2 separate regions of the Homo sapiens genome follow, and region 1 is linked to region 2. The links are chromatin loops, found by intact Hi-C in ENCODE. Cell type or tissue: ovary. All regions are shown on one strand. Each heading gives the region's core, and the rest is flanking DNA. Links, peaks and the distances in the headings are about the cores only.

Evidence for each region. A loop is a pair of places that touch in the nucleus more often than their neighbours do. Peaks named below come from ENCODE experiments on the same cell type or tissue, not always from the same donor. Only the 100,000 strongest peaks of a DNase experiment are listed, where the experiment ranks them.
Region 1: it touches region 2 in a loop (2.0-fold over the local background); 3 of 110 quality-filtered maps call a loop at or near these places.

What each region holds. Positions count from the first base shown.
Region 1 is chr9:2,743,637-2,746,454 of GRCh38, forward strand. No RefSeq gene overlaps it. Among named protein-coding and RNA genes, the nearest start is that of KCNV2, 28 kb to the left of the region's middle. In ovary, for the core only: no CTCF peak of the experiment used is centred there; no DNase peak of the experiment used is centred there.
Region 2 is chr9:2,813,556-2,816,373 of GRCh38, forward strand. The region is part of intron 13 of PUM3 (pumilio RNA binding family member 3); the gene reads right to left. Among named protein-coding and RNA genes, the nearest start is that of PUM3, 29 kb to the right of the region's middle. In ovary, for the core only: no CTCF peak of the experiment used is centred there; no DNase peak of the experiment used is centred there; H3K27ac peaks cover 333 bases.

The DNA of each region.
Region 1 (2,818 bases), core at 110-2,609, 70 kb before region 2:
TCTTTTCTAGATAAGGACAAGAGAAAGCTTCAGGGAAAGCCTGGCCGCCTCAATGCAGATTCTCTACAGATGCCAATCTCCCCGGCAAAAGATAGCTTGGCAGGGCCACTTCTGTGTGCAGGCTCTCTGAACTGCCATCTCAAAATACGTCAAAGAAGTATATTTTGGGGTGAAGTATTTTGGTCTACTTCAGGAGCCAGCCTGCAAGACGGCGCCCAGGGACTCCACCCTTTGGTATTCACCCCCTTGTGTAGGCTCCTCCCACATTGTACCAGGGCTGGTCTGTGTGACCAATAAAAGATGGCAGAAGTGACAGTCGGTCACATCTGAGATTAGATAATAAAAGACTGCAGCTTCTTCCATCTTGGGCTGTCTCTCAAATTGCTTGCTCTAGATGAGGCCAGCTGCCACGCTGTGAGGACATTCAGGAAGCCTATGGAGAGACCCATGTGATGAGGTATGCAGTCCACAGCCTCTGAGGAGCTGAGTCCTACTAACTACCCCATGAGTGAGCTTGGAAGCAGATCCTCCAGCCCCGGGTGACCACAAGCCTGGCTGACAGCTTGACGGCAACTATAGGAGATATCCTAAGCTAGAACCACTCAGTTAAATCTTATCTGGATGCCTGGCCCATGGAAACTATGACATAATATATGTGCATTGTTATCAGATGCTAAGTTTGGGGGTTGTTATGGAGCAATAAATGACAAATACAAACATCATCATTCTTTATAGAGCACCTACTGTGTGCTGAGCCATGCTTCCCAAAGAATACGTAACAAAGACTTCAGCAAAAACTCTGGCTAGGGATAATGACTGCATCAGGGGTTTGAACCCACAGGTCTGAGTTCAAATTCTGACTCTGCCCCTTACTATTACTGTGTGACCTGGGGCTAGTTATCTAGCTTCTCTGAGTCTTAATTTTCTTCTATAAAAAGATTGGAAGACTTACACCAGGCACAAAGGATGCTTGTAAGGAATAAATGGAAGAACAATGTAATGAGCTATTAAGTTTTGCCACCTTCCCTTGGGTTTGTCTCTTGGGAACCAGTGGGTGGTACACACTAACCCCTCAACTCTATCAAAGTAAAGCCATGGTTTCTTTCCAAAAGCAAGATCACAAGGCTTGTGTGTGCCTGCACGATGAGTGAGAGAGAGAGACTCATTTATATTACTTTCAGCATGGAGTAGAGATCCAAGACATGGCTGCCTTCCACATGGGCCTTTGAAGGAGGCAGGTTCTAAAAGACTATCAACAGTAGGTGGGAACAAAACATATCCTCTGGGCCGGGTGCATTGGCTCACGCCTGTAATCCCAGCACTTTGGGAGGCCAAGGCGGGCGGATCACCTGAGGTCGGGAGTTCGAGACCAGCCTGACCAAAATGGAGAAAACCCATCTCTACTAAAAATACAAACATTAGCTGGGCATGGTGGCGCATGACTGTAATCCCAGCTACTCAGGAGGCTGAGGCAGGAGAATTGCTTGAATCCGGGAGGCAGAAGTTGCAGTGAGCCAAGATTGTGCCATTTCACTCCAGCCTGGGCACCAAGAGTGAAACTCTGTCTCAAAAAAAAAAAAAAAAAATTCTCCTCTGGAAAATGGCCTTTAGCTGCTCCCCTGGAGAACCTGGCTGCATCTGTGAACCTAGTAGGCAGTAGCTACATCATATGTAGTGTGGCATCAAGCAAGTCAGTTGTTCATCCACAAAATGGAAATAAAATTGATTTTCTTCTCTCAAAAGAATATAGCAAAGGTCAGATGAAAAAATGCTTCACAAATTATAAAACATTGTACAAATGTTGATTATAATGAAAATAAAGTGAGATCTTATATATAAAGTTCCTAGAACAGGGCCTGGCTGGCAGTAGAAAGTTAACAGATGGTAGGGTGTATTTCTATTGATAGACTCACCTCTGGTAAAGTGAGAGAGAAGCAAGTAAAGCAATGGCCGCAGAGATTTTCTGACTTCTGGACTGTGCCCAGAAGCCACTTCCTTCCTAGGAAGCCTCATCAATGTGCTGAAGACCACCCCTCCTCCACTCCTCACTCCCACACTCCCACCCCCAATTAGAGGCCTCTGCAGCCATGCTGAGTATAAGCAGGATTTGGATCACAAAGCAGGGGGTAGAGGGCAAGAGATCTAGGAGGATTTGACAGCTTCCTCTCTCTAGGATCTGAGGAGGCTGAGACAGCCTAAAGGCATAGGATGTAGTGATAAGAGATAGGAAGACTAAACGGGCAGGAAGAGAAACACAAAAGCCCCTTTTATCCCTCTGCCCAGGGTTTGGGTACTGATATCAATCTCCAGCTCTGGGATTAATGGGGAAAGGCAATACACACCTGCAAACAAGTGCATTTCTCTTGCCTTTAAGATACAAACTAGATCTTGAGGTCTGTAATGAATTGAAATGTGTCCCTATCACCGAAAATGTTGAAGTTCTTACCCCCAGGGTGTGTAAATGTGCCCTTGTTTGGAAAGAGGGTTTTGGCAGGTGATCGAGTCACAATGAGGTCATTAGAGTGGCGCCTAATCGGATATGACTGTGTCCATATCAAATGGGAAATTTGTACACACAGACGGACACACAGACAGGCACACAGGAAGAATGCCATGTGAATATGACAGCAGAGGTCAGGGTGATGCATATTTGATGATTACCTGCAAACCACCGGGAGCTAGGAGGGAGGCCTGGAACACATCCTTCCCTCACCGCCTTCAGAAGGAACCAATCCTGCTGACACAGTGATCTTGGACTTCCAAATTCCAGAACTGGGAAATAAATTTCTGTTGTTTAAGCCATCCAGCTTGTGCTACT
Region 2 (2,818 bases), core at 251-2,750:
TTTCAAAGAAAACATAAAACCTCCTCTTAAGGAAGGGAATTCTCTCTGAGATGATATATTCAGATCTGCTCTTCTTAAAAGGGCCTATTTATTATGATGAGATTAGTAATTTTAGTGTGAGGAACCAAGCTCAAAATCAAGTCAGCCATCAACGATGGGACCGTGAATCTCACTGCATCATGATCCTATGGCTGATGATGCTGCTCCAGGTTCCAAACACCATGTTTCTCTTTTTAAAATCTCAACCTTCCCTCATTTTTTGCACAAAAGTATAGCATGCTTCTGATAACAGTAGCTAACACTCGTTAAGTGCTTACTAGGAGTCAAGCACTACTGAGAGCTGCACACTGATCATCTAACGTAATCTTCTGACCACTATGTCCTGTTTCTACCAGTCCAATCCCCATTATGCTCTCCTAACTACTTCTGAAGTTTAAGATCACAGTATAAAGATTCCCATGTAACACATAAAAGTTTTCAGAGAGCTGAAAATTCAATAGGTCTAACCACCTCAAAATGAATAACTAATTACAACCACTCAGGGAAAATGAACTTAAAATTTCAGTAACAAACGGGAAAACACACAAAAAGCATACAGAACTTGTTACAAGGCAGGGAACTCTCTCAAGGAAAACAAGCTCCAAAGTGAACTCCAACTATTTTTTTTTTTTTTTGAGACGGAATCTCACTCTGTTGCCCAGGCTGGAGTGCAGTGGCGTGATCTTGGCTCGCTGCCATCTCTGCCTCCTGGGTTCAAGCAATTCTCCTGCCTCAGCCTCCGGAGTAGCTGGGACTATAGGCTGCACTATGACACCCAGCTTATTTTTGTATTTTTAGTAGAGATGGGGTTTCGCCATGTTGGCCAGGCTGGTCTCGAACTCCTAACCTTAGGTGATCCACCCACCTCAGCCTCCCAAACTGCTGGGATTATAGGCATGAGCCACCACACCAGGCCAATCTATGTGTTGCTGATAATGAAGTGTTTAGTGCCCCAAATATGGCATACCTTGAGTGTGCCTTTAGTGTACCTTTAGGTACCTATATTAAGCTTTAACCAACACATAAGAGAGGACAAATGCTTTGTTATATATTTTGTTAATTTGTTGAAAGAAAGAGGTGAGAATAATACATAGCCTGGGCCAATTTCTACAGTTTAAAAAACAAAAACAAAAACAAAAACAAAATTTCGCTGCCCTTAACAAAATGACTCTGAAATATAACACCTTTAAAAATTTGTTTTTTTGAGAACAAAACCAAAACAAAACAAAAAAACTGGGCAGTATGTAGTGAACAACTATAATGGCTACTCTACACTTTTAGTTAACATTTTTTTCCTTGGTATAGGGAGGAGGCATGAAGCCGGCAATGTATTCCTCAATACACTGAGCTTTCTCCACAGCTTCCATGCTTAGGGACTAATCCAACACATATGGCTTGGGCAGAAATGGTTTTATAAAATGAGAAACTGGGACTTCATGATATGCATAAAACCTGTGCTTAAATACTACTCAGACCAGTCCCCAAATTCATTGAACTTTACTCCCTTTTGGTTTGTAATTAAGGAATTTAGAATCTAAATTCGTATTTAATTAAGGCTTTTAAAAGAATGCATGTTTATAAATAACAATTTTACAAAAAACTAAAAAACATTTCTTCAAAATGTAGTATCATTTTTTCAACCCACCTTATTGATCAGCAAAAAAAATGTAGTATCATTTAATCCTTCCCCAGCTCACCCTCGTTACAGCTTTCCCCTACCATCAAAAACATACACCTTTGAAAGAGTACTACTCCATTTCTCTTTAACTTGGGTTACAGAGAAAATGGGGAGGAAGTTCTAGATTATCACATGGTGTGTACTAACAATTCCAGTAACATGTATAAATAGGTAAGAGACAGCTAAGGCATAGTTGATTTTGTGCAGAATTTAATCTCCGGGGTCTTAAGTTCAAGCTGTGTAGCCTTTGGCAAATCCATTAAACTCTTTGCATATTAATTCCCTTACATTTAAAAGGAAATGATACACCTGCCTAACTCATGGGCTACTACCAGGAGCAAATCAGAAAAAGTCACACTGCAAAGTGAAAGCTGCCATAAAATAATTATTTCATATTAAAAACATACCTTTCAATATGTATAGCCTCCTTAACTATGGAGATTAAATAAAGCTAGCTGAGTCATGAGTTTTTACCCTCAAGAGAAAGAATACCAAAAATTGTTTAATTCAAAAGGTTTTGGCTTGGCTTACTCCTAACAAGAGTTAACTTACAGAAAATTCACAAAGGCCCATTTATTGTAATTTCTTCTTAAGCTCTAAAGTAGGCATGTAAACAAAGAAAGCATGGGAATTACAAAAGACTTCCCTTCTGAAGACATCTTTGGCCAGTTCTGACTGCCTTGCGCTGAACTCCAGCTAGATACCTTGGCACTCCTGTTTTGCCAATGCGCTTTTAAAGAGGAAGGGTAAAAGTCAAAATAAAGATACACACATGAAGTAGGGTTAAGGCGTGTGCGTTTTTGGTTGAGGGTAGAAATGTAAAAATCAACCCATCCATGGTGCTGAAGACTGAGCCTGTGGTGTCCACTCTTACGGTAGTTTGCTATGGGGACAAAAAGAAATGCAGACTACTGCATAGAACCTAAAAGCTAGTGAAGAGGGAAGAGAGTTAATAAAAAGTTAAAACTAAGAGATTTAACTAATGGATAACAGAAATATAGAGGGCAGGTTAGATCATCAGGCAGCTTCCCAAGTATTTTGTTCTGAAAACAGGGTGACTGTTTCCAAAAGTCTACCTTTTCAGCTGCACTAAAAAAACTG